7 separate regions of the Mus musculus genome follow, and regions 1, 2, 3, 4, 5 and 7 are each linked to region 6. Evidence: chromatin loops called from intact Hi-C (ENCODE). Cell type or tissue: heart. All regions are shown on one strand. Region 1 overlaps Plek (pleckstrin). Region 2 holds the start of Fbxo48 (F-box protein 48). Region 3 has its middle 31 kb from the start of Cnrip1. Region 4 holds the start of C1d (C1D nuclear receptor co-repressor). Region 5 holds the start of Cnrip1 (cannabinoid receptor interacting protein 1). Region 6 holds the start of Ppp3r1 (protein phosphatase 3, regulatory subunit B, alpha isoform (calcineurin B, type I)). Region 7 holds the start of Sec61g (SEC61, gamma subunit).

Evidence for each region. Peaks named below come from ENCODE experiments on the same cell type or tissue, not always from the same donor. Only the 100,000 strongest peaks of a DNase experiment are listed, where the experiment ranks them.
Region 1: it touches region 6 in a loop (2.2-fold over the local background); 3 of 42 quality-filtered maps call a loop at or near these places.
Region 2: it touches region 6 in a loop (6-fold over the local background); 8 of 42 quality-filtered maps call a loop at or near these places.
Region 3: a loop joins it to region 6, with 4 times the contacts of the local background. A loop is called at or near these places in 6 of 42 quality-filtered maps.
Region 4: a loop joins it to region 6, with 3 times the contacts of the local background. A loop is called at or near these places in 11 of 42 quality-filtered maps.
Region 5: it touches region 6 in a loop (2.3-fold over the local background); 4 of 42 quality-filtered maps call a loop at or near these places.
Region 7: a loop joins it to region 6, with 5 times the contacts of the local background. A loop is called at or near these places in 5 of 42 quality-filtered maps.

Annotation. Positions count from the first base shown.
Region 1 is chr11:16,975,054-16,979,053 of GRCm38, reverse strand. The region is part of intron 9 of Plek (pleckstrin); the gene reads left to right. Among named protein-coding and RNA genes, the nearest start is that of Fbxo48, 26 kb to the right of the region's middle. In heart, no CTCF peak of the experiment used is centred here; a DNase peak (open chromatin) is centred at 1,903.
Region 2 is chr11:16,949,496-16,953,495 of GRCm38, reverse strand. Fbxo48 (F-box protein 48) reads right to left here and starts at 2,086. Exons shown (of 4, transcript NM_176982.2): 1 at 1,032-2,086; 2 at 243-354; 3 at 1-147. The coding sequence starts at 120. Eldr (Egfr long non-coding downstream RNA) reads left to right here and starts at 2,214. Exons shown (of 4, transcript NR_110425.1): 1 at 2,214-2,476; 2 at 2,566-2,614. In heart, no CTCF peak of the experiment used is centred here; a DNase peak (open chromatin) is centred at 2,225; H3K4me3 peaks cover 2,233 bases; H3K27ac peaks cover 2,319 bases.
Region 3 is chr11:17,081,089-17,085,088 of GRCm38, reverse strand. No RefSeq gene overlaps it. Among named protein-coding and RNA genes, the nearest start is that of Cnrip1, 31 kb to the right of the region's middle. In heart, a CTCF peak has its summit at 1,973; no DNase peak of the experiment used is centred here.
Region 4 is chr11:17,255,511-17,259,510 of GRCm38, reverse strand. C1d (C1D nuclear receptor co-repressor) reads right to left here and starts at 1,964. Exons shown (of 5, transcript NM_020558.4): 1 at 1,853-1,964. In heart, no CTCF peak of the experiment used is centred here; DNase peaks (open chromatin) are centred at 1,900 and 2,380; H3K4me3 peaks cover 2,352 bases; H3K27ac peaks cover 1,768 bases.
Region 5 is chr11:17,050,242-17,054,241 of GRCm38, reverse strand. Cnrip1 (cannabinoid receptor interacting protein 1) reads right to left here and starts at 2,383. Exons shown (of 3, transcript NM_029861.3): 1 at 1,894-2,383. The coding sequence starts at 2,072. In heart, no CTCF peak of the experiment used is centred here; a DNase peak (open chromatin) is centred at 2,411; H3K4me3 peaks cover 1,445 bases; H3K27ac peaks cover 829 bases.
Region 6 is chr11:17,158,763-17,162,762 of GRCm38, reverse strand. It overlaps Ppp3r1 (protein phosphatase 3, regulatory subunit B, alpha isoform (calcineurin B, type I)), which reads right to left and starts at 3,465. Exons shown (of 6, transcript NM_024459.2): 1 at 3,221-3,465. The coding sequence starts at 3,223. In heart, CTCF peaks have their summits at 2,322 and 3,558; DNase peaks (open chromatin) are centred at 2,272, 2,852 and 3,542; H3K4me3 peaks cover 2,199 bases; H3K27ac peaks cover 1,589 bases.
Region 7 is chr11:16,506,362-16,510,361 of GRCm38, reverse strand. It overlaps Sec61g (SEC61, gamma subunit), which reads left to right and starts at 1,878. Exons shown (of 4, transcript NM_011343.3): 1 at 1,878-2,258; 2 at 3,890-3,989. The coding sequence starts at 2,169. In heart, no CTCF peak of the experiment used is centred here; a DNase peak (open chromatin) is centred at 2,131; H3K4me3 peaks cover 2,438 bases; H3K27ac peaks cover 1,840 bases.

The sequences.
Region 1 (4,000 bases), 180 kb after region 6:
CAGGCATATCAATAAGATAACAGACATGATTTGAACACTGTCATGGTAGCCACCATCCTCAGAATGCGTCTGAAGTGAGTGAAAGCTGAGGAATCTTCTTGCAGGACAGCTGATGCTGTCAAGAGAGGCTGGACATTTTTTTCTCTCAGTATTCCAACCTAAGGTGGGAAGAAAGAAGGTTGCTTTATTACTAGCCACAGAGGTTTTAAGAAATAATATATAAGCCAGGTATAGTGGCACACATATGTAAACCCAGAGCTTATGGGATCGTGGTAGGAGGATGGTGGTCTAGGAACACAGTGGGACCATGGAAATTAGGAAAGAAAAAGAAGGAAAAAGCAGAAAACAAGGTGATAAAAGGAGGAAAATATTTTCTTGCCTCATATAACTGATAGGAGTTAGACAAATAAAACATTAATCTGTAAACCGAAACACAATCAGAAGTCAAGATAGTGAAATCATGCAGCACTGATTTAAGGGTCAATGTTTGGTTTTTCTTTCACACGCACACACACACACACACACACACTGTGCCATAGTGAGTGACTTTCAAAGCAGAATGAGGAAGTTACATAAATGAAGACATCAATAACCACTTGGTGCCTGTCAGGAGATGGTAAAGAAAGCTAAACAGGAGCTTGGAGCCCATTGCCTATGGACTCTTTGGAGAGTGATGTAAACACCTCTGGCTCCCACCTTTAGGGCAAAAAGAAGACAGGAAGGTAATTGCACAACAGTTCAGATTGTATTCTGCGTTATCTAAATACAGGATTTAAAACCATGCAGAATGTGTTAGGAGAAGTAGAGGAAATGGTAGCGAAAAAAGAAAGTAATGGGGGAAGTTCAAAAAGTTAAGAAGTTGCTTAAAAATAGAGTGAAATTATACCCCCGCTGTGTTTGGCCTAGTTTCAGGACAAAATGAACATAAAATTTAGAAGTCATTGGAGGAAACAAAGCAGGTGGGAGGAAAAACGCACAGGGATGCCACAGGCAAGCCTTAGATATGATGGCACTGCTGGAGCCTGGGGTCAGGCTCAGATGCAAGGTCATGACTTATGTATTCAGTCTCCCTTAGTATCAGCCTCTGTTAGCTAGCATTCCATCACTGTAACAAATGTCTCAAATAAACCAACCTAGAGAGAGAAAGGTTTATTTTGGCTCACAGTTTCCATTAACAGTTGGCTGGCCTCTAGTTTGGGGCTTCCGGTGACTATCTTATAGCATCAGAGAGCAGGCTCTGGTTGTGAGTGTGGCTAGGAATGGAAAATATTCTGAGGCACTCACATCCTCTTCAGGCACATGTTCCCAGCGAGTAGAAGACCTACTTCTAGACCTCTTAGAGATTCTCCTGACTCCTTACAGAGCTACACAGGAGCCCAAGCCTTAGCCACATGAGCCTCTTTGTTGTTAAAATGAAATTGGTGTTGCAGTTAGGACCAATAGAGCAACATGTATGAACTATCTGGCATGTTTGAACACACTACAAACCCTAGCTTCCCTTTCTTGGTCTCTTCTTCCATCGAAGGCATTCACGGTAATCTAAGGTAGTGAGCAATGGTTTTCAATTTTTAAAACTTTATCACAATTGCATAGAATTCTTTGGTTGAACATTTCTATATAAAACTTGCTCAAGACCCCTTGCCCTATAGTTACAGCATATTCAAAGCCCAGCTTACCTGACTTCTGAATCTATATATGCTCTTAAGCTCACTGTCCTGTCATTGATATACTTAGCTCTTCCCAGCTTTTGGTATCTATCTTGTTTCCATAGGAACCCTGGTAACTGTGTTCTGGCTCCGTTCCTATCAGCTACGGCAGCATTTCCTGTTAGCACATAGCCAGCCCTAATTCTGGGTTCTGAGTTTTCTGTGGCCTAAGGGAAACCTCTATGGTCAAATATAGCTAAGCAAAGGGCTCCACCCATGGGCACTGGCTTTGAGGTTTTGGGGGATTTTACTTTGTGATATGTTCTTGCAAACATCTTTTTCCGGGCTGATTAGGATGTATTTATACACACATACACTGGGTACTCTCGTGTCTTAAATTTCCTTCTGTGGATGAGCAGCAAGAAGTTTTCACACATACACAGCAACAATCTGCCATGAGTAAAACCCATGGCTTGTCAACAATCAGAAGACGTTCCCAAACATGTGTGATAAATCAATACATACAAATAACTAAATACATATGTGGAAATTCATCAGCCATTAGGGAAGTGCTAACTGAGTTCACAGCAAGACAGCATCATAGACTTGGGGGTTTGCACAAACCAACATAGAGTGGTATCCTGAGTTTCGACGAGGGAATGCAACACCTGAGCCATTACAATGGTGCAGTTCAATGTACTCTGAAAAGTGCAGTGGTATAGCCACTTTGAACATCAACCTATGGGAAGACTTAAAGCATTAAACAGATACTCTCTACTCCATTCCTTGATCCATATACAAAAGAAATAACAGCATATGTCCATACAGAAGTTTTATGAGTGTTCATCATTTGTAGTTGTCAAGGAAATGACCCAGACATTTAAAAAAAGTATAGTAGTAAAAAAGCAAAGCATCTGTATTCGTACAATGACATACTTCACACAATAAAGGAGTGAACTCTTTGTATGTACAGCATGGGTAAATCACAGAACAAGTAGGCTTGGAGAAAAGATGTATATAATGCCGGGCAGTGATTGCGTTTGCCTTTAATCCCAGCACTTGGGAGGCAGAGGCAGGCGGATTTCTGAGTTCGAGGCCAGCCTGGTCTACAGAGTGAGTTCCAGGACAGCCAGAGCTACACAGAGAAACCCTGTCTCGAAAAAAAATAAAAAGATTTGTATACTGCGTAATTGTAATGACATGAGATTCTAGAAACTGCACACTAATCTATAGTGATAGAAAACTGATCAGTGAGTATCTGGGCATGGGAAAGAGGCTGGAAAGAAGTGGGCAGAAGGAAGCACAAAGGAAGGAGAAAATGTTTGAGAGGGATGAAGACCTCTATCTAGAGGTTGCATTAGTGTCACAGGTATATAAGAGTATCAGCACCTGCTAAGGTGTGCACTGTAGATGCCATGTGTTGTGTGCCAGGAGGCTTTGCACAGTGGAGGCTCTGTATTTGGCTTCAGCATGAGTAGTTGCCTTGTCCACCTTCCATGCCCCACTTGGCATTCTTCTGGGAGTAGTTTGGGGGAAGCCAGAGGCCTATATAGCCCAATCCCTCATCTTTGATGCAGTAGGAAGTATCTGATGATTAGATGTGCACAAACCAGTGCTCTCTCTCTCTCTCCCTCCCTCTCTCTCTCTCTCTCTCTCTCTCTCTCTCTCTCTCTCTCTCTCTCTCTCTCTCTCCATATGTGTGTGTGTGTGTGTGTATTATATGGCCCAGCATCCCCCATTACTTTTATCTTGACAGTCTCCCTAAAGTTGTTGGCTAAGCTACAGAAGTTGACCACATAAGTAATGTATAAAGATATTTAGGATCTCCTTACCTACTAAGGAGTGTACTGTAGTAGGACTGGCTATTCCTTCTACCCAGGAAAGGACACAAAAGAATGTAGAAGGAAGTGGTTTTCTGGGACTATATGTGTGGTTCAGGGGTAAAGTACTTTATATAGAGTGCAGAGGCCTGGGATCAATTGTTGTAATCTCATTAATAGGTCATACTAAGTAATGTGGGAAGAATGGGTAAGGGGAAAGAGAAAGGAAGGGTGACACACATTACCCTACATATTGGAGAAAAAGTGGAACTGTTTGCTGAGGTAGGAAGACGGAGAGATGCAGAGTACTTACTACATCTTACTGAGACTGCCACCTATACGGATTTCCACTGGGACTTCTTACATATGCAGGCCTATCTTGTCTGGTCTAAGTCACTGTTGTTTCTTAAGCAAATATTCATCTGTTTCTCATCATATTTCTATACAGAGGGGTAGCATTTAGGGATGATAGGCTAGTTTTCTTACATATGACATGCTTTGAACTATTTAAGTAGAGGGTAGGTTCAGGGAAAT
Region 2 (4,000 bases), 210 kb after region 6:
CAAGGGCAGTAGTTCAACAAAGTTACGTTGACTCTCTTCTTTTCCCCTTTCAGCATCCGCGGAATTCAATTCTGTACCAGGAATTTTGAAATTATTGTTCTTCTTGGAGGTTTTCTTCATTGTTTACCAATTGTCTTCATATGCAACCTACAGGGCAGAGTTAAATATACTCAGCCTCTTCAGACCAAAATGTGCATCCTCCTCGGAGTCAGATAGTTTATGAATGATTTAAAGAACTTTACATTTCTTGACTTCAGCCTCTTAATCTGCAAGGACGAATCCATGCCGTGTCTCGTGTGTGTTTCTTGAAGACTGCCAGGTGGCGTGCGTAAAAACAAGTGGCCAACATCTGACCTGTATATGGGAGACCATGAACACATTCCCTTCACTTTGAACACTAGTTCTTGGCAAGTATCATGGTTTCTACATGTTTTGTTTCTTGCTGTTCTAGAAGAACATTATCTTTAAAAAAAGGGGGGGGGAATGATTCTCCACATCAAACATTTGCTGAGTTTAGTAATAATGACTACTTTAGTGTTTATTAAAAGTCTCTATGTGAACTGATGCTTTACCATTGGTTTCCTCACCTTCGAGCTAACAGAGTCACAAACCTGCTGGTCCTTTAGTAATCTGTATAAGAACTACTTAACCGTTTGGATGTAGTGGACAAGTGCATACTCTTGACATCAGTTTACCCAAAATAGTCCAGGATGAAGTCCTGACCATAATTATGGAGTCTCATATATTCAATTACACTTCAAGAGTGGTGTCTTAGAAATCAATCTATCTTATGTGCCTAATTATGAGCTAAGGATCACTGTCCCCAAATCTATTACTGAGTGACAAGTACAATCTAAGTAGTTCATAATTCAGCTAGGAATAGTATATAGCTATAGATGTAAAGCCTTATTCCAGCTAATGTTCTCAAGGACCACAGTGGAAGCTTCTGGAAGCTTCAAGGCTGCACACATCATCCTGGGCCATGTTGCAATATAAGCACAATTTGTGTTTACCTACTTTATAATACTTACAGTTCCTTTTGTGGTGGAGAATCAGGATACAATAGGCATTTGATGTATAGCTAAATATCTCTTCATTCAGTGACTAACAATTCCCTTTTCAGATGCACTACTCGAGTCTTTGTAGTTAGTAACATCATGGTGACTACCTTTGGTTAGGCTGTTTATGATCCAAACTGGTTGTGGTTAGAACTGTAATGTCTGAACTGAACAGGGGCTTCCTTTAGAAATAGAAAATAGAAAGCAACTTGGTGTGCAAAAACAAGACAAAACCCACAAGATCAAGTATTTGCAACGAACCTTCTCCCCTCCTACCACTGGTACAAACTAAAGGCAAAGTGTCATCTTTGAAACTAAGTTTCTATTAGGAGGTTACACTACACTCAGATGTTTGCTGTTTCTCCCAGGCTCTCCCTAGGAATAAAATCTTTCCTTCTGTCAAAGGAATTCCACAAGAGGCAGGAAGTTTTTCAATTGAACATTCTGTGGTGCCTTGGTCATATTCCCAAAAATCTCACTAGGAATCTTCTAAATTATCTCTCTTGAATGCCTCGAAAGCTATTCCTTGTATGTCGCCTCTTTTTGAACCAACCTTGCGGAAATATTGCGTTAGCTTGCGGTCCTCCCACCTCCTTTTCAAAGATCTGCTTCTATGTATGTGTATTGCCGGTTTGCTTGCAAACAAGTCTCAGCACACAGTGCGTGCGCTGCCCGCAGGAGCCAAAAGGGGGGTGGGATCCCCGAAATGGAGTAACAGTCAGTGGCAAGACCCCTCTGTGGACACTGGGAACTAAACCTGGGTCTTTGAGAAGAGCGGTCACTCTGGGCCACCTCCAGCCCCTCCATCCACCGTCCTGTCAAATGTCACTAGGAGTGAGCAAACCGAGAAAGAGCATCGTCGGGCAAGACTAGTTCTCAGGGAGCCCACACCAGTCCTGGCGAGCGCAACCACATCCCTGTGCTGTGAGGACAGGCAGGAGAAGCGACCGACCACAGCTGAGCACGCTGGTCCCTGTGCAGGGAAGGGCAGAGCTGCCTCTCCTACCTAAAGGCGCGGTGCCGGCTCCTCCCGCGATTTCAGTCCTCCGGATTTGAATCTTTTCCGGAAGGCCTTCATGTCCCGCCCTCTCAAGCCTCGCTCCACCCATTTGCATGCGCGGTGCCTTCTGGGATTGGTAGTTTACCCTGCGTTTCATCACCGTAAGGGAAGGAAAGAAAGGAGGCCCAAGTCACTGCAAGGTCCAGCGTCCCCGCTGAGTGACAGCGGGCACATGGGCGGGACTTAAAAGAGCGGGACTTACAAAGGGCGGGACTTACAAAGGGCGGGACTTGCAAAGGGCGGGACTCCCAAAGTGCTTTGGTAGCTAGCGAGGGCTTTGAGACGGCCGAGAGTTTGAGCGCCAAGGCTCTCTCTCCCCAGGGGACTCTGCAACCTGACTAGGTGCTCCTTCCCTGAGGTGTGTGCTCGACAAAGGTTGCTGAAAAAGTTCACGTTGAAATTTTTTTTGATGATAATATCGTGTTACTCATTTCCTTTGTTTCTTAGCATAGTAACATTCCAGGGAGCTGCCCGGGGAAGCTTAACGCTCGATGCGGTATGTATTCTATCTAGTAGCATCTTGCAAAAATATAGTGAAATATCAAGGACTACCGAGACTGCTATATACGATGGAATTGCAAACCTTTCAGCTTATGTGGTTATTAAGTTAGCTGAACATTGTAGTTTTGTTCCCAGAGAAGATATTTGCTAGCATTCAACATTTACCCCTTGCCAGTCTTTCGTGCAGTTCTGTATTTCTCTAAGACTGCTTTTGCATATTACACCCTTACGGCCTTTAGTTTGAACATTCTATATGTCTCTGATTATAAAGATGTTGAAGCTAAGAGATACTTGTTTACTTAGGCCTAATGGCAGAAAGCATCCTGGGGAACTTTCCAGGATGTACATATATATACATAGAAACGCTCAATATCCCCTGTTATGGATTCAAGAAACTGTGACTCCCCTGGGAAGACACATTTAAGAGCGGACTACCTCGTGTATTGAGCTTCTTCACATTCCCAGTTAATGTCTGAAATAAGAAGTCAGAGACTTACCAGAAGGAACAGACCTTGGGGTGAGAGCTGAGGGAAGGGAGCTGCTTTCATAAAAAACACCAATCCGATCAAAGCCATACATCCCACTAGCTGGCATAAGAAAGCCTATAGCTTTCTATAGAAGATATGAGTCAGAAATACAAGGAAAGAGGAAATGGTGTGTGTGTATGTGGTGGTGGTGGTGGGGGGGTGGGGGGAAGGGGGCACCATTTGGTGTGTGCTGGTTGGTTTTTGTCAACTTGACACCTTGGAAGAAGGAACCTCAAATGAGGAATTGTCTCACTCGGACTGGACTGTAGGCAAGTTTATGGTGGCATTTTCTTGATGATAGATCTATGGCGAGCCCAGCCCACTGTGGGCAGTATTGCCGCAGACTATCGCCTTTTTGGGTCTCCTATCTGTGTGGAACGGGTCTCTGGTTGCAGGTGGACAAGGAGTCGGCGAATGACAAACAGAAGCGACAGATGAGATTGTGTAGAATCTGAATGTAATTTGTCAAATCGAGCATCAAACTTTTTATACAGAAGAAAATAGGGAAGTTGGGTGACATACCGGCAAGGTACAAAGAGGTTACTGGATTCTTACACAAAACAGAGGAATGCAAACATGGAAGGACCGGCAGGAACCAGTTGGGATAAAATTCAATGCTAACAACTGGGATCAAAAACATCTCCACCTAAGGCCCACTTAATCTTAGAAGCCAGGGTCAAGGGCTTTGTGCCCTTGCCACAGTTCCTATTCTAGTCTATTGTATAGTCCACCTTCCCCCTAGGCCATTGTAAATACTTGTGTATGGGTGTAACTCAGCTATCCATATTTCTAAGTATCTACTCTGGTTACTTCTTAGATCACAAACTTCCATCTTCCTAGATAATGGTAAATTC
Region 3 (4,000 bases), 78 kb after region 6:
AGGGGCTTCTTGTAACAAAATAAACTTTGCATCTTGTTTTTTAGTCTATTTTTCTGTGAGAAATGGAAACAGGATGTACACAGCCCGTCTCACAAGGATAAGGTGATTGAAAGAAATAGTACAGAGAACATTTGACATGATTCTTGACTTTTACTGAATTGAAATGCTCTGATTCTGTCCTGATTTTGTATTTTATCAAAGAATGGGGTCTTGTCGGTGTGGTGTTGACACCTCCCATTGCAGCACTGGGCCGTGGAGGCAGGGCAATCTGCACTTCCTTTCTCCAGCCCTGAATGAGGACTTAAATGAGGTATTTGGTTCCAGAATCTGAGCTCCCAAGCACTGAACCATGCACGATACATTCATGAAAACAGTGGGTCAGGGTCCTTAAATGAATCTGAACCATGTACATCAGTTTTTATTTGGTATCTGTAGCTACTCCTCGATTTCAGAGAAATTTACATCTCTACTGTAAATGGACATTACTAGTACGCATTTTGACTTACTGTGATATTTGTCTTCTTCTCTGTAAAAAAGAAAAATATTCTGCCTGTAACTAATCTCTATAGATTGTCCTCTTTCCTCTACTTGTTCTGTTTTTAATTTCCTAAGAGCCAGAAACTGGATCAGTGCACATGGCCGAACTGTGTCTAACCTCAGAGTCAAAGGCCATTACAGGGAACAGTCTGTAGTGAACAGATTGTGCCACATCTGTGGCAGAATCTTTCTTTTTGTCATGTTTTGTGTTCCCATGTGTGACCTGTGCACTTTACATGGCTGGATAGATGGCTTCTCAGGAAATGAGCATAAATCCCATGCATTCCTACCCTTGCCCTTGCTTCAGAGTACTTTCATCATCACCCCAATTAAAAGGATGGCCTCATTCCTCAGGCTTCTAGGGAGACAGCCATCTGAGGCTGGAAGTGAAAAGAGTGACTACAACTTGTATAAAAATAACTCTCCCAGGTGGTTGAGGGACAAAGTTACGACTCAGCTACTTGATATAGCTGAGCACTTATATTTTGGAGTAGGAGGAGAACCAGAGAAAAGTAGCCAGAGAGACTGGGCTGGAGTCCAATACTAAGTAGAACAGGAGATGCCAGGAGCACTCATTCAGCAGGGCAGATGAACTGTTAAGATTTCCTATTGCTTCATTTACACCACTCATCCACCTTTCTGAGTCTACCTTGTCTCTGGACCTGCAGGAATCACACACACACACACACACACACACACACACACACACACACCACTTTAAAAACAAAGAGAGGTTCAAGTCATAGATTTTTAAATGATTTTGATAAAACTCTAGACTAGATTAAACTGAGGTGACCGTGAGCTCAGAAGGGGTCTTAGTGGGGCTCACGCCCTGGCTTTTTACCCAGGCTCTTTCAGCACCTCTGTGTGAGGCATATGTGGTTAGACTTGCCACATTTCCTCCAGTCCTGGGTTGACTGGCTTCCAATTGGCAGTGAAGCCTCTTCCCTCAGAAAGCACATATTATTGCAAGCATCATGATACTACATACAAGCTCCAAACAAACTCCAAAGCTCTGCGATCACTTACAGGCTGGACACTACTGTTTCACAAACACAACATTTATAAATCAAAGATTTACAAAGATTTATTTTTATAATATTTATAATATTAATATAATATTTATAAATTTTAATTTTATAATATTTATTTATAAAAATTTATAAATCAAATATTTATAAAGATTTCCATTTTGCCCCTTTTATTGCCTTCAGGTTGCTTCACATTCCAGAGAAAACCCCACCTTTATAAATAGGTCAATGTCTGGCCAATAACTGAAGTTAGACTTTTAAAATATGATAATTAGAAACAGGCTTGTGCTTTCACTTGGCAAATGTAGTAGTTGCTATTATAGTTGAACGTGCTAACTGAGAAATACATTGAGCTCTTTATTAGTCCCAAGCTGGGGAATTGCTGTTCCCTGGTGGCAGCATAGACTCATTGCAGGCTAGCTATTTACTGGTGAAAGAAAGGCTTCCAAATTTAGTTCTGTAATAAATCAACCCTTTATAAATACTTCCATTAACCTTGTGTGCTCTTGGTGTTTTGGGACAGGCTCTGGCTATATGGCACAGGCTGCCTTGAACTTACGATCCTCTTGCTTCATCCTCCCGTGTTCTGGGATTGCAGGTGGGGACCACCATACTCTCATACGAAAGGAAACAAAATCTCAAGCTGAGTTTTCCCCAACATAGTAGGGTGTTTCATGTTCAAGTAAGTGATAATATAGAAGGCAGGATATTATTTTTTAGGAGGAAATTCCTTCTTATGGAATCATGTGCAGTATAGGCTTTGTGCCACGTTCCTTGAAGCCCTGTGAGCAGGCAATGAAGTCTGACTGCTGGTGGTGTACTTGTCTGCTCCCGTATGAGGCCCTCTTGCTATTGTGTTCATTATCTCACCAGTGGAGCAGTTGTCACAAAGTAAGGAACAAAGATAATGACAAACTTATGCTGATTGCTTAGTAGATGTGTAGACACTTTTTTTTTTCCTCAGAAACAACAGTAACTCAATCTCTGGGCGCAACAACTAAAACCTTATCTTGTAAGTCCTATTAAATCTGATTCCTCTGGTGGCAAATCTTGACGGATCCATCATAGTACCAGGAAACTCTGGCAGGTACATCTTGTCTTTATGCTATCCCGTTCCAAAAGCCTCTCTCTCCTCCTCCTCCTCTTCCTCTGTCCAACCTAGAATTCCAGCCTACTCACCCAGCGATTGGCTTCTTTATTCATTAGGGGATTGGTTCACAAGAAGTCATCTGGATATGTGACTCACTCCTTGTCTTCAACCCCTCCCAGGAGAGCAGAATTAGCATATAAATACAAACAGCACCAGGCCCACCCACAACACTTCCCCCTTTCTTTTCTAATAAAAAACAAAACCTTTCTCTCAAATACAAACAGAGAACAACTATTACCATTTTGTAGTTTATAAAGTATAAGATAGACCTAACACCCAGTCCCTCATTTATGTCATTAAGATAGGACATTGTCATCTCTCCTAAATTAAAAGACTTATGATTGTACCTTGACTTATGTCCTGGCTTTAGATTGTATGCCATCTGAAAACCATCCTCTCAGATCTATTCTCTCAATGTTAAATAGCCTGGGCTGGCGATGAGACAATAAGTAGTTTTTCAACCCCTTCAGAAATCTGAAAATGACCAACATTAACTGAAAATATATAGGAAGCCTAACACAGCTTCCAGAGCTGAGATAAACTGTAGAGACAGTTGCCTATCTATACAGCCCCAGTAAGTCAGGAAGTCATGAAGCATTAAATAATATCACGTGCCACATTCTATGGATTTCTGACGTTTTTGAAAACTAAGTATCTATGTAAACTAATCTGGACTGTTCTCTGTTACTACTATCAGCTATTTCTAATTAAAATATCTGAAAACACCCTAACTATAAACTCAGAGTCATGAATTTGTTATTTGGCCCTTAACTCACAGACGTAAACATTTCAGATCTTTTTATAATAACAGTTATAGAAGGACTGGGTCTAAGTCCTGTAGTTTAAAATTTTTGTATCAATAGAAGGAATTTATAAAAATGAAAACCTTGATTTTGCATCAAAACAATTCTGTACCAAAATAAGAAAGTATGACATCAACCTAGTAACAATTAAAAATGTTTCTACCAAATGAGATTATGGCTATGCAATCAAGTCTAGCTATTCCTCCGTGTTCCAATTATGACCATTTCTACATTCCCCAGAAAGACAACCTATAATAACCCCCTCTGGCCCCAAAGCCCAGGGAAATGGGTCAACAGCTCTTCATAACTTCTTCAAGCTCAATATGGGTGTTGAGATATTTTGAAGGGTAGGAAAAAGGCCACACCAACGATTGATTTAGTCTTTGATGTCTGTGTCTTGACTGGATCCAGCTGAAAGTCCAGGACATCAGAAGTTCAAGCAGGTCAGTTCAGCATGTCTCACAAGGAGACTCACCAAG
Region 4 (4,000 bases), 97 kb before region 6:
AGATCTCCTGTGTGTGGAGGGTACCAAAACATGGAATCCCCTAGCAGTCTAGCTGGACTGGCTGGAGTCAATGACTCCCAGCTTCAATAAGAAACCCTGCCTCAATAAACAAAGTGGAGAACAATAGAGAAAAACAGCATCGCTGGGCTTCTACGTACACACATAAGCACATACACTCACATGAGAACACACACCTGCATGAAACCACACATAAACACACAAAAATACATGTGCAAAAGTCTAGCAATAAAAATTATATAAATTACAAGGCTGGAGAGATGGCTCAGCAGTTAAGAGCACTTCTCATCTTCCAGAGAACCCAAGCTTGGTTTCCAGCAGCCAGTTTGGGCAGCTCACAACCATCTGTAAGTCCAGCTCCACTGGGTCCTCTGGCCTCTGCTGACACCCACACACATGTGACAAATACACAGAAAGAGACATGAGCACAAACACATGAATAAATAGAAACATTTTAAAGTACATAAATTACAAGGACCTGTTAAGACTGGAGCCACACCAGAATCAACTTCTAATTTAATGCTTACTTCAACATGTTTTCAAAATGAAAGAAAGAAAGCAGCAAAAACTATCTTCTCAAAAATGTGGGGCTTGTTTTTACAATTACCTCTAAAGTAATAATAATACATAAGGTTGTGATGTAGACAAAATAAATATCAATAAAACTCTTAAAGCTATACTCCATTAGTAGAATGCTCAAAGTACTAGTTCATAATATTAGTTATTATTTAAGAAAGTGGAAATAACAAAGAGGTAATCCACTGTAGACTATTCAGAGCCATACATGAAGAGTCAAATGCTTGCAAACAAGTGCTACTGTTTACCCATAGAACTTTTCAAAGTTAAAAACAAGAGAAAACTGCATCCCTATAGGTACCGGAAAGCATCCACAACATCTCTGATTTGGGAATTTCACTTCTATTACTAGAAAACAACAAAAACTGTTCACACTGTCATCTTATCTTGTAACAAAACAATTCAGTCTATCAATTCCACCATCCAGAAGTAGTTTTCTAAAGTTCAATAAGGATAGCTGTCATTTATAAATAAAAACTAACGTTGATACTTAGTTCTGTCTACTCTTAGTCCAAACAGGTTAATAATTACACCACAGACATCTCACCAGGGCAAATACACCTTTTCCAAGCCAAAACTAAATTGTAGTCAACACATTTTAAGTCATTAACGCTATCTTCCAACAGAAATTTGAGCCACGATGAAATTTTCCCAGATGACACTGAAAAATTCCTCTTAATACAATCCGCTACAGCAGAAAGCTGCCGGCCCGGCCCGGTTTCCCACGCCTTTAATCCTAACACCTAAGAGAGGGAGGCTGATCTCGGAGTTCGAGGCCAGCCTGTTCTACAGATCGAGTTCCAGGACAGCCAGGGCTATACTGAGAAACTGTGTCTCGGAAAAGAAAAAGTAAAATTAAGGAAACCCTTGTTTCAAAAGGGCTAACACTGCCACCGCAAGCATTCCGACCTTGGGCGGAACAGGAAGGGCTGCACGCAAAGTTACTTTTTCCACCTTCCATTTTGTCTCCGTTTAGATTTGGAATCAGCTAGAAGCTGATGGCGTTGGGTGTTTTACTTGTCGCTTTTCAACCTCTGAAAGGCAACGTTAACAGTGGCAGCGAAATGAAGACGGTATTGACAGAGAAACTAAAGGCCAAAGCAAAGCCCGAGAGCCGCCACTGCAGGGACTACGCTAGAAGCGAGCAGTCCCGCTCGGCTCCTCCCAGTCGGCCACAGGACGGACGTGATCCCGGGGTGCGGGAAAAGAGACTGTGACGGGAGCACGACAAGCACCCGAACGCGGTTCTGCACAATACCTCAATACCGTGGACGCCTGTCTCCGGGAAATAGGTCGCACGATGATGACGCCATGACACGGCTTCTGCCTGCCGCCCGTGCGTCTCTCCCGGTCGTGCGCGTGCGCACTTCAGTCCCGAGGCTTGCCCCGCCTCTGTCCATCCAGGAGCTAAGTGCAGTGGTCTGTCTGTCTGTCTGTCTGTCTTTCTTTCTTTCTTCTGTCTGTCTGTCTGTCTTTCTTTCTTTCCTTCTTTCCTTCCTTCCTTCCTTCCTCCCTCCCTCCCTCCCCCCTCTCTCTCTTTCTCTTTTTGACACATTTTTTAATTAACTATTTATTTACATTCCAGGCGTTACCCCCCTCCCGGTCCCCCACCCAGTTCCTCACACCATTCTGCTCCCCATCATCTATCTCCCCATCCCCCATTATTGGGGCCTCAAGACCCTTGGGAATTGGACCCATCTTCTCCAACTGAAGCCAGACTAAGCAGACCTCTGCTACATAGGTCCCAGGAGGCTGGGGAATGGGTGGCACTTGGCTCAGCCCATGTATGCTGCCTGGTTGTTGGCTCAGCCTCTGGGAGCCCCCCGGGGTCCGGGTTGGTTGAGACTGCTGATCTTCCTATGGGGTCACCCTCCCCTTCAGCTCCTTCAACCCTTCCTCTAATCCAACCGTAGGGGTCTCTAACCTCAGTCCGACAATGGTTGGGTGTAAGTATCTGCCTCTTTCTCAATCAGCTGTTGGTAGAGCCTCTCAGAGTGGACAGCCATGCTAGGCAAAGAACTTAAAGGTCTCCCGCCAAGGTGGCAAGATTGGAGTCGAAGGCCCTGGCATTTTGTCTAGATTAGGCTTCTTCAAACTGAATGTTCCTTACACCTTTGTCCATTTCTTTGCTTTGATGGAAGTTGGGTCCCTCCGGACCAAACTGTGCACCTCAGATTAATCTTTGGAGGGGCTTCCCTAATATAGTGCCCGATACCTGGTTAGGTGATAGTTATGAAAAATAGTTTCAAAAATTAAATGAGGGTGTGAAGATATGAAAAGTACAAGTTCATATTTTGTGTTGTTTTTGTTTTTGAATGGGTCTCACTGTGTGATATAGCTGACCTTGAATTCAGGATTATCAGTACTAGGGTTACAGGCCGTGCCATCATTCCTAACTGTGTTCGATAGTTTTATGTCAACTTGGCACAGGTCTCCTGAGTGGAAGGAATCTCAATTAAGAAAATGCCCCATAAGGTCAGGTTGTAGGCAGTCCTGCAAGGCATATCATTAGTGATTGACAGGGGAGGGCCCAGCCAATTATGCATGGTGCCATCCTGGACTGGTGGTCCTAGGCTGTCATAAGAAAGTAGGTTGGGCAAGCCATGAGCTCCTGCCTCCAGGTTCCTGTCCTGTTTGAGTCCCTGCCTTTACTTCCTTAGGCAAGAGCGGTAATATGGAAGAGTAAGCCCTAACCCCTTCCTTCCCCAACTTGCTTTTTGGTTATGGTGTTTCCCTGCCACAATAGAAGCCCTAAAACACTAACAAGGTTTTTTTTTTTTTAATATGTATGTATGTATGATGTTTGTTGTTGTTCTTCTTCTTCCTTCTCCTTCTCCTTCTCCTCCTTCTCCTTCTCTTTCTGCTTCTTCCAAACTGTGCCACCATTCCTAACTTACGTTTTTCGCTTTTTTTTTTTTTTTTTTTTTTTGGTTTTTTTGAGACAGGGTTTCTCTGTGTAGCCCTGGCTGTCCTGGAACTCACTTTGTAGACCAGGCTGGCCTCAAACTCAGAAATTCGCCTGCCTCTGCCTCCCGAGTGCTGGGATTAAAGGCGTGTGCCACCACGCCCGGCGTAACTTACGTTTTTTATTTATTTTTTAAATCTCTGTGTGTATGCCTGCAAGTGCATGTGAACATGCCCTACAAAGGCCAATAAAGAGAACTGGATCCCCTGGAGCTAAAACTACAGGGGGCCATGAGCTGCCTGAAAAGGGTGATGGAGACAGAACCTCAATCACAGAAAGAGCAGAAAGCCCTGTTAACCACTGTGCCATCTGCAGTCCCTAGTTCTTTAAATGATAATTTTTAGTATACATAAATCACATTCAATTGTTGTAACAGGATCAAACAGTACAAAAACTACATATCACTCAATAGTAGCAAACATGAAATACTACATGCCTGTG
Region 5 (4,000 bases), 110 kb after region 6:
TTCCAACAATTGAAGATTTTCCATCAGGTTTACTGCATTCCAGAAATTCTCAGTGATGTCATCCATTCAGATGAGGAAAAATGTTCTCAGGGCAAAGTCCAGGTATCAACAGGAGACCCATCAGAATATGAACATTAAAGCTCCACCCTGGAAACATAGCACTAGAAACTCTGATGAGCACAACTTGACTATCATTCAACAAGCTCTTCAGCAAATTCTAATAGAAACTCAATCTGGGAGTCGCTGCATTAGAGCACTGAAGAAATCCTTACCACAACTTAAATGTAATTAAAGAAAAACTTACCAGCACCTAATCTGCTTTCAGATTAGCTTGAAATCTAGAAAATTACCCCCAAAGAAAGGGAAAATAAACTGTGAAAGTGAGGGCAACATTCTACAGGGCATAAGAGGGGGGAAAGCCTGGACACAAGTTCGGGGACAACTAGGGACGGTGAGGACAATGGGTACAGGGAGCTGGGAGATGGAGGTGTGTGTGTGTGTGTGTGTGTGTGTGAACACCAGAAACAGTCCAAGTGTGGCTACAAATCTTTATGTGTAGCGAGCTAAATAAAATAAGTTTACTTACTTCAAACTAACTGAAAGTATCTGATTGTTTCAAAGCCTCTTCTTCCCTCGAGTATGTTAGGGTCATAAATGTTGCTTTATTCCTTCTTACAAACTAGACGACACAGTGCTTGAGTGAAAGGTGAGCCAGTAGAGGAGGACCCTGTGACAGTTTCAATTGTTAACTTGACACAATGTAAAATTACTTGGGAAGGGATTCTCAATGAGAATTGTCTCTCCGGGTTAGTCTGTGGTCATATCTGTGTGGGGTTTTTTGATTGTGTTTAATCATGGTTGGAAACCCCATCTAAAAGTGTGCTGCTGGGCTCTAGACAGAATGGAAAGGAAGGAGCAGATGAGCGCTGACCTGCACGCCCCAGTTCACTGCTCTCTGGTCTCGGCTCTGAAAGTTGCAGCTGCCGTGACTTTTTGACATGATGGACTCTAACATCAAAACTGAGGCAAACAAAACCTTTCTTCAGTAAGCTGATTTTGTCAGGGTATTTTATCACAGCCATAGGAAAAGAAACTAAGACCCATATGTGATCTTTTTTTTTTTTTTTTTTTTTTTTTAACTGCCACCATTCTCTTCTACAGTCTTCTTGTGAAGATGCTGTTAACCACCACAGAGATCAACACTAGGCTGACCAGGCTGACTGAAAAATTCAGCCAGGAAAGAAAGAAAAGGCACAGTGTATGAAATCCATAAAGGTGAGCCCAGCACAGGCAGTGCCCTCTAATTTGTGCCTGATGCCTCCGCTGACATTAACCCTGGAAGGGAGAACTGGAGAGCATCCTTCTGGGAACCCAGGGACCATCTGTCCACTGAGATTACTCACTCCTCAGCCTCTCTTCCCACTTCCACTTCCGTATTGTCAGCAGAAGCAGGAGAGATTGCAGGATCCAGCAGAGGAGAGACGGGATTGTGGTTCCTGAAACATTCCATGTCTTTCTACCATCGTCCCCACCCTGTCTACCTATGTTTCTCTGTTGTAGGTAGACTAAAGAGAGATTTACAAGAAATCAAAACAAAGCAAACCCTAAAATACAACAACAGCAGCAAAAGCCTCCAAACCTTGGATTCTTGTCGCAGATTTAAAGGGATTTACTGAAATGGGTGGAAGGAATCAGGAATGTAAGACTACAAGCTCAAGGAGGGGGAGTAGCTTAGGGGCAGGGCGTTCATCTCTTGCCCTCATTCCAGGTCCTGCTGAGCATTCGAGAGACTAGAAGGGCCCAGTGGAGGATAGGGATGCCCTGGAGCCTCCATGCTCCTCCCATACCCGGGATGTTATTGCCCTGCCACCACCCGGCACGCCCCACACTCACTCGACCTGCAGTGTTGTGGGCTTAATCTTCACCTCCACCTTGTAGGAGGAGCCGGTGAGCAGCTTGATTGTGCGGTTCTGGCCAAAACGCTGCCCGTCCACCTTGAAGAAAACAGGGCCGTCGTTGGGCTGGATGCGCAGCGCGATGGAAAGGCGCACGAGTCCGGGTAGGTCCCCCATAGTTGGCAACCGAGACTGGAGTGGTGGACAGTGAAGGCTGGAGAGAGCTGCTGCGGCGCTTTGGGCGGAGGGGACAAGCAGGGAGGAAGAGAGAGCGGATGGATGCAGGCCACAGCTAGGAGCGGTCGCCTCTGTCCACCCCAGATTTTGAGAAGCAGCTGTGGCCCTCCACTACACTCAGAAAAGGAGCCGGCCCAAGAGACAGCATGGAGGCAGCAGGCTGCCCCATCCCCCGCTCCCCACGCAGGGCCCTGCACGCACGCGAGGGCTCGCAGTGACTGGACTGGCAGGCTGCCCCGCAAATCAGCACTGCTGGGGGCTAGAGAGTTAATCTTGTTTACGCACCACAATCCCCTTCAGCAGGACTGACGTTTAGGCTCCTCCTAGAACAGCACCGGATGCGAGGAGGATGGGGCGGAGAGGCCCTGGGACCAAGATTAATTGCTACAACAAGGAGCTGAGACCCCAGAGTCTAGGCCCTAAGGGATGTAGATTCACTTTCTGGAGGGTTTGAGCTGAGGTTTGGTGTGAAGTGACTGAGAGGGGAAGTGGAGGCAAGTGGCAGGAAACGGGGTAGGAAACTGCTAGCTAATGATTTAAATTTCAGGAAATGAGTGCATCCTACTGAGAGCAAGGACAAATGGCCCCGAAGGCAGAGCTCATCTCACGTGGAGTGGAAATTACACTAGATTAGGTGGAGATAGAAAGACAGATGCGGTTAGGGAGAAAGGGGGAGCAGGGACAGGTTGAGAGAGTCCTATTTTCATTTTCATTATACATATCTTGGCTTAGAATTGACACTATAATCAATCATATATATATATATATACACACACACACACACAAATCTGGAAGGGTGAGTCTGACCAACTCTGTAAAAAGTAAGGTAGTCTGGTGAGTTAGGTGTAGTGACAATGTCTAAGAAGGATGAGTCAAAGAACTACTGCAGAACATTTCATATGACAGTGCAGAGTCTGCGCTTGCACGCTACATATGATTTTGAAAGGCTTTCTCATAGATGGTGGTTGACAGTTGAAGATGCCAAGCAGCAAAGGGAGACTAGGTGCATGGAAATGAGTTCCTGACGGAGAAAAATGAGTTCCTTCTTCAGCACCACACAGGTGGATAGTACCATAGGCTCCACCTCATACCTGGGAAATGCAGGATACAATTGATGCCTCCCATTGGGACAGATGCGGTTGTTTGCAACTTTGTACTTACACAGGTTAGGCTACTTTTATTTAGTTAATAAGCTATATATATATATGTATAAAAATGATTCTGAGGTATTGGTGTTTATTGTAACTGTTAGCAAAAAAATCAAAACAAAACCTAAATGGACTGCCAATCTATGAATGGTTGAAAAAAGACCCAGCAGCATAAAGAATGGTTGAATGAATTCTCACATATCGAAACTACAGTTGCTATACAACTATTTTAAAGGTGCATCATATTTTACATTGTCTAACCCATGCTCAGACTTAATTACAAGCATGATGAGCAGTGGAAACACAGGATTTGAAACACAAGGGTGGGTTTTTTCTCTATTTTACGTATTACTAAATCTTCAACATGCACAAAACATCACCTGGAACATCAGACATGTCCCCAAAATGTTGAGAGACTTGAATTATTGCTGTGTTTTAACTATGGTCATATGTGAATTCTTCCACATCTAAAAGTATTTAGATTCATAATGATTCACCTATGGTGAGTGCAAAGAGGTGCAAACCTAATTGTAAATAATGTCTATATAGTTTTATCATTTATTTTGAATCTTGGGAGCAACCTTTAACTTAAAAGAAAAGTCCTAGGGCAGACTAGCTATAATCTTGAGGAAGATGGAGAAGAGAAAGAAAATCTATGCTGTTTAAGTTAAGATCCTTTGAGGTCAGCCATGTAGCTTCATAAGTGGTGAGGGGAGCATG
Region 6 (4,000 bases):
CAGCTGATAAACTGCTTGGCACACAAACATTGGGGCCCAAGTTCTGATCTCCCCCAAATTCATGTAAAAAGCCAGATGGAGCAGAGCACACCTGTAGTGTCAGTGCTGGGATGCAGAGGCAGGAGGGTCCTAGAGTTCACTGGACGGCATAGATCAAACAGGTTCAGTGAGGGAGCCTGCCTCAAAAACAAAACAAGGTGTTGAGCGCCTGAGGAAGGCACCCAACACCCACCTCTGACCTCTACAAGGCTGTGAATGAGCATACATGCAGACATATGCACATGCAGACACATGCACAAGCAGACACATACATCCAAGTGTGCATGAATACAGACAACTCCATAAGAGATTTAATACCATTTAAATTAATCAGAAAATAAATTAAAACTACAAAATCCATTATGAAAATCTAACAATTCTGTGGTATCTACTAAGAATTAGCTATTCTTAAGGTAATGAATTTTTCCAGAAATGCAGGCTTAGCTTGGAAAATTACCCAGATCACCATGAAGCCCAACATATTTTCAGTTAATCAATGTTCCATATGGCTAAACCAAGTTATTCACATGGTCTTGATACTTCCAAACCAATATGGTATGGATCACACCAAGACTGTCCCTATGTCAGGGCAGAATTGGAAAGACGGAGAATGGCAAATGTGAACTGGGAAAGTTTTAAAGGAAGCCAGAGAAAAAAACAAAACCAAACACACACACACACACACAAAACCCAAGAAAATAATAATGACCCATCAGATATTATAAAATGAATCTTAAAATATTGGGACTGACTAGGAAATAGTCACAAAAAGATAAGGAATTTAAGGGTCAGTGGGCTGTCCAATGGTGGTGGTGCATGCCCCTTTAGTCCCAGCACTCATAAGGCAAGGGCAAGCAGATGTATGTAAGTTCAAAGCCAACCTGGCCCAGGACAGTCAGTGCTACACAGAGAAACCATGTCTCAATAAACAACAACAAAAAAAGTCAATGGTCTGAGGGAACAGCCTTGGGAAAGAACATGCAACACAGATGCCTAATTTTTAGTACCATCAGTACAAATTAGAATAAGGAGAGAGAGAGAGAGAGAGAGAGAGAGAGAGAGAGAGCGCAAGAGCGAGAGCTAGAGAGAGCAAGAGAGAGCGAGCGCAAGCGAGCGCACACCACACTTACAGAAACTAGGTTTGGTTCCTGGCACCTATGTGAAATCCAAAACTACATGTAACTCAGAATCCAGGGAATCTAAGCTCTCTTCTGGTCTCCTAAAGCACCTGCACTCTTGTCCACACACCCTTCCCCCATATATACATAGTTAAAATTAATTTTTTTTCAAAAAAAAAAAATCACTGCAATAGACCCCGATCTTCAAATAAACACGTACAAAGTTCCATTAAGGCCCAAAGCTGTCAGCTCCCAAATTCCGTTACATTTCGTAGCTTCGGTTACTGTGTTGCTACAAAATATCCCAGTTTGGCAGGTTTGTAGATGATACAAGAATAAACTTCTTAACTGCCCTGAGGTACCCATCTGAAGTATAAGCTTGAGGATGGAAGAGAGGTCTATTTTGAACTTGGCCTCTTCATCAGTTACTCTGATATAAGGGGATGGTATACATCGCAAGAGCTGAAACTGAAGCAGGCCAGCCAATGAGCTCCAGAGAAAAACAGCCTCAAAACAAACAAAAAAATATTAAGTGCCATTCCTAACTTCAAAGTATTACAACTCTATTGTGAACAGACACGATCTTTTTAAATGCTCTTCAATGGTGTAGAAAAGGCTAAGTTTTATAACCTTCAAGGAGCCAAATCATCTGAACAGCTTCCTAAATAAAGGAAAAAAAAAATCCTCTACATTCCAAAATCATGAACCACTTTAATAAAGCTGCCCCTCTAGTGGGTCTTAACGATGCCAGTAAACCCGATATTTCAAATAAAAGCTGACTTACTCGAATATTTAACCTCAGTTTCTCTGACCACCACCACCTAATCGGTTTTCAACTGCAGTAAACAATGCACATTTGAAGCACTTAAATCTTACATGCGAGGGGGTATTGTACAATTAAAGAGTCTAAGTATCACAAATCCGCCTGAAATTCTTTGATATGTACTGAAAAGATGTTTACAGTAAGTGTCACAATCCCGTATCCTGTTTAACTAAATGACATATAACTCGCAGTGCAGCTATGTTTGTCTGTGAACACAATTCTTGATTGCAAAGACGAAACGGAGGCCCAGTGAAGCTACAGAACCAGTAAGGTAACAAGCTAAAGGCGTCATAGATTTCTTGGCTATGGTGACAGGCAGGAGGCACACCCCTAGCGTCAGCCAGAAATACTACATGGTGAATTCCACCTACGGATTAATAGGAAAGTAAGGAAGGGAAAATTTAAATCGCCATCGTTCAAAAACAACTACCACAAGCACCGGAAAAACAGAAATAAAAATACTAAGAAAATATTAACAAACCAATATGAGCATTTCTCTAGGCCCGGTGTCTTAGCTAATATACACGCTGGCCCTTTCATGTTCACCAACGCAGAGAAAAGCGGCCTCGGGAAAAAAAAAAATCCCCTACGGTTGCAAACAGCAGAGAGATAAATGCGAAAACGAGCGAAGAAGGCAAGAAAGTGGAAGGATCCCTGCCAAGGCTCGCTGCTGGAAAATGCGGAGTGAGTGGGAGGAAGCACAACTCTGGAGAAGTGGGTCTTACATAAAGCGCCATTTGCCGCACACTATCATTTCCACCGGATTTCAGAAAACCCAACCTGGAAACCCATCTGGGGGCGGAAAGTGGGTTTCACGTGGAGGAGGGTAGCGAGGGCGCAGCCCCCCGGGACCGGGGTTCAGAAAAGGCCGAACGAGCCAGACAGGCGACGGGGCCGGGGTTGCGCGGAGGCCCACGGGCTTAGGAGCCCGGGGGCGGCGGCTCTGTGGGCGCCCGGAGGCCCAGGGTCGTGCGGAGGGCGGGGGCGGCGAATCTCGGGGAGCGCGGAGACGTCCGGCGTTTGCAGGGGGCCGGGGGGCGCGCGGAGGCCCGGAGGAGGCGCGCAGGGGCTGGGGGGCTTGCAAGGGCCTTGCAGCGGCCCGGGAGCGCGCAGAGCCGGGGGCCGCGCAAGTAGCCGAGGACTTGAAACCCAGCACCTGCACCCTCCAGGCCTCTGGAATTTTCTATCCGAGAGGACGCCCCGGGCCCTCCCTCGCGCGACCGGGGAACCGAGGTCTCACCATCTTGCTCGGCGGGCGGCGCTGGCGGCGGCTGTAGGATCCTCGGGACGCGGCGACGGCGGCTTTGCTGTCCGGCGCCGGGCGGGGTGCAACGGGGCCTGGGCCCGGAGCGAGGCGGGCGGAGTCCCGGTTGGAGATGCGTCGGCGGGAGGAGAGGGTTGCAGCCTCACGCTCACAGGCGGCCCCGACTCGTTGCAGCGGCTCGCGCTGACCGCAACCTCAAGGCACGGAACAGGGCGCGCAGAGGGCGGAGCGAGCGCGGGGCGGGGCGGGGCGGAGCCTGCGGGAGGCTGACATCCGGGAACCCGCGCCCTGCCGTGCACACGCTCTCCAACCGGATTGCTCGCAGAGCCCCGCTAGCGCTCCGCCAGCGCTTTTTGCGTACCGTGCGCCGGGGGACATGGAGATGGGGGGGCAGACGTCTTGACGTTGGGAGAGCCGCGCTTCCTGTCATGTGACCGAAGGAAGGCCGGCAGGAGGAAGACTCCTGGGAGGAGAAAATGGGGAGAATGACAGGACCTGCCACAGGGCTGTGTCGCTCTTGGGGGGTGACACCATGTCACTATGGCGAGGCACGGGCAAGTCTACACTGTGGAGTCAAGCGCGCAGTTGGAAAAATAGGAGAAGCAAAGCTAGCTGCAGCTTAGGTCCTGGGAGCCACTGACAAGAGTGGGGGATTGCTTCCCACTCCAACAGACACTACCTCTAGGTTGCCCTGCAGCTGGTGCAGAAAGAAGCCTTTAAGAGAAATACTACGAGACAGACTGCCCTGTTGTCCAT
Region 7 (4,000 bases), 650 kb after region 6:
AGTGGCTCCTCAGCCTGCGGCCACCTGTGGAACTCAGAACAACCGTGTGAATCATTGAAACCTGAGCAGAAGAATAGAAGAATACTACCAGAACTGTCTAAAAGAAAAGGAGACAGAGTCACATGGCATTCACTGGGCTGAAAACCTGGTGAGAACCAACCAAAGTTTACACAGGGAACTGTCACACAGATGCAAAGCAATGCATACACAGGATCCTAGGAAAAATGCACACATAGACTCTGGAAAAGGACAGGATGAACTCTCAGGGTAACCTGGGTTACTAGGTGGGAGGGTAACTGTCTTAGTCAGGGTTTCTTTTTTTTTTTTTTTTTTTGGTTTTTTGAGACAGGGTTTCTCTTTATAGCTCTGGCTGTCCTGGAGCTCACTTTGTAGACCAGGCTGGCCTCGAACTCAGAAATCCGCCTGCCTCTGCCTCCCGAGTGCTGGGATTAAAGACGTGCGCCACCATGCCCAGCTTTAGTCAGGGTTTCTATTGCTGCACAAACATCATGACCACGAAGCAAGTTGGGGAGGAAAGGGTTTAATCAGCTTGCACTTCCATACTGTTGTTCATCACTGAAGAAGTCAGGACTGGAACTCAAGCAGGTCAGGGAGCAGGAGCTGATGCAGAGGCCATGGAGAGGCCAATCATTCTTATTGATTTGCTTCCCCTGGCTTGCTCAGCTTGCTTTCTCATAGAACACAAGACTACCAGCCCAGAGATGACACCTCCCACAAGGGGCCTTTCCCCCTTGATCACTAATTGAGAAAATACCCCACAGCTGGATCTCATGGAGGCATTTCCTCAACTGAAGCTCCTTTCTCTGTGATTACTCCAGCTGTGTCAAGTTGACACAAAAACCCAGCCAGTAAGTAACCTAATTTGGATAATCCTTCACAGTATGCTAGAAGTTTGTCACCTATATTTAGCTGCCCTGTTTTAGTGGTTTTAAAAATCATATTTTTTTGTTTTACTCAGTTCCACTTCTCCTGAATTCTTATGGATTCTGTGTTTCTTTAAACATCATTAATATATGAATCACTCTCCTGTTTTATCTTTTTGCAGTGTTTAATCCTGGGCTTGAATGTGTATATATATATTTGTTTTGTTTTGAGACGTTTTTCATATAACCCAAGCTGTCCTTCAAATTTCTATGTAGCTAAGGGTGACCTGGAACATCTACACACCTCCTATTCTCAAGTGATAGATTTATAGATGCGTACTTATACTGAAACAACCACGAAAAACATAAGAATGTTATAATACAGTAGCTGCATTAACCCCTTTTATATCCAAAGGCCAAGTTATGCCAGATTGACAGTTGTCACTTCCCAATATATGGCTGCAAGCTGAGTTAAAAAAAGAAACTCTAATTGCTCATTTTGAATATACAAAAACAACTCCTTCAAATAGCAAAGAACTAATGTTTCAAGGTAGTGCTTCATGACACTTGCAAACCTGCTGTATCTTTTTTAGTGATTGGAAGAAAATTTTTATAGGTCTTTTAGATACTAATGGTAGAATTATGGTTTGTGCTCCATATGAAAGCAAAGTATTGTAATCTGTTTCACAGTACTTGCCCGAGGTTGCACGTGAAATGAAGTAAAAACTCTTCAAAGCCTACTGATAGAGCCAATCAAGATTATCCAAGCAACAAATCTTAACTCAGAAATGTCAAATGTATTGCACTCAGAGACTGTTAGTACCAGCAGTACATCTAATTCCTCATTGGGGACAAGAAAGTTCTAGGTAGGCGGTCTTAATTCCCTCTATATTCCCATGAATAATAAGCAGAAAGTCATTTTCCGGGAATGGAGAATAGTTTGAATTAGGTCGTTCATACTGAGATGTTTGTTTCATTTTTGATCAGTGACATTATTTGCATGCGCAGCGGGGAGACTCATAGCTGTAGCGCAGACACTCACTCACTAACTAACTAGCGACACTTCGTGGATTTACGTTGAGGCTGCTGGAGAGGCTGCTGGAGAGGCTGCGCCCGAGACCGGGAGGCGAACAATCGGGAACCAAGATCCCACACCGCCCGCCCGTTCAGCTGGAGAGACCCGAATCGCTCAGGTCGGCCTCTGCTCGGGAAGCCGGGAGAAACACACGTAGCACTGCGCCGGCGTAGTGACGTCTCTGCGTGAAGAGCCAATTGAAAGGAGGAATGGGCGGGCTGTGGGTTGCCAGCTTCCGGTTCCGTTGGGCTCGGTTCTCTCCTGAGCTACGTGTCTCTACGCTCTCAATCCGCCATCCAGTAAGTAAGGATTTTCTCATGAGTGGTAGGTAGGGGAAAGCTGGTCTAGGGTTCATGGCACAAAGGGGCCGCGGGATGGGAGGCCAGGGACACGGAGGGACCAGGGGAGGTGAAGAAACTGGAGGTACGAGCGTCCGGTGGGATGATTGGGGCCGGGATCTAAGTGGGCGCGAGATGAGCGGGCCTGGGGGTCGTGGAGATCAAAGGAACCCCCGGGGAAAGGGGCGGCGAAGGGGCCACGGGCTGGGGTCACGAGGACGTCCTTGATAAGCCTGGAGGCCAGGAGCTGGACCTGGAAGCTGCAGAACTGTGGACAAGTTGGCTGAGCCGGGTCGCTGATGGACAGGTGGACAGAGAGCCATTCATTTATGAAAAGGGCAAAATCCAGGCACAGGTTCTACCTACGTAGCCTCAGATGGAATTAGCCAGTCAAGACCTCTAAGGAGGAGGGTTTCCAAAAGTTCACGAACTCAGAGCTTAGCGTCTGGATCTAGGGTTCAGCCTTCTCCCTGAACATCCCCTGCCTGAACATCCTCACACTGTTGGTGAACTCATTGTCTCTTGTGGCTTCCAGAGCCTGATGCTTTGAACCTCTTGTGAAGTTGTGTTCAGGTGTCGAAATTTAAAGTAAAAGTGTTTGATCAGTAGTCAGCATCGAGAAGTCTTAGTGGACTCGTGCTCTCCTCTAACAGCGAGTGCAGTGGTTGGTCTAGTGGTTTTAGGGCTGTTGGATTTGAAGAACAGCTAAATGAAACACCGAGAAAACAGGCGTCCCTTTGCTTTCTGTATCAGGCTGTGAATTGATTTCTTAGTGTGTACCTTAAGTGGTTCAGCTATTTGTCCACTGTTCACGGCTTAAAACTGGGACCCAGCAGGGCTTCTATTTTCTAGCTAGAGAGTGTAATTATCATCTGACTTCTAAGACCTGGAAATGGAGTACAAATACTGTGGCTCCGTTACCAGTGGCTCTCAGAGTCGTTGTATTCTTAATAGAGTTTCAAAAGAACCTCAAAATATTCAAACCTAAACATTTAGCTGAAGGCTTTGCAGAATCTGAATCTTGCCAATTTTTGTTGTTTGGAATATTCATCTGTCTGCCCACCCCAAGAAATCTACTTTTACTTAAATATATTATATGGGCATGACTTCCAGCAACTTGATTGGAGTGTACTCTTGCCTCCATTTTAGGCTCTTGTTACACCATAGTTGGAACTTGTTGTAGTAGATCCTAAGTTTTCAATAGTTTGAACTTTAAAAAGTAGTATTAAGCGTAACTATTTTTTGGTTTCTTAGCCGGAATAGTTAGATGAATGTAGTTGATAGGAAAGGGGGCTGTTATTGCTTAATCTTGTAATGAGAGAATCCTTTAATGAGTGTATGATCCTTTGCCAGGGAGGATAACAACATTGGTAAGATCAGTGCTCGCTTGTTTGAGTCTCGTGCTTTCTTGTATATCATAAAACCACTCTAAATTTAGGCTTGGAAGAACTTTTTTCTTTATGAACTTGGAAGAGCTTTTTTCTTTATGAATTGAATTCAGGACTGTGCTGCCTCTGTGTATAACTCAATAAGTCCTAATATGTGAGAGAATACTACTGAGTGTGTTGTTTTTGCTTTTATTTTTTAAACAGACAAACATGGATCAGGTAATGCAGTTTGTGGAGCCCAGCCGGCAGTTTGTAAAGGACTCAATTCGGCTGGTTAAAAGATGCACCAAACCCGACAGAAAAGGTAATACTATC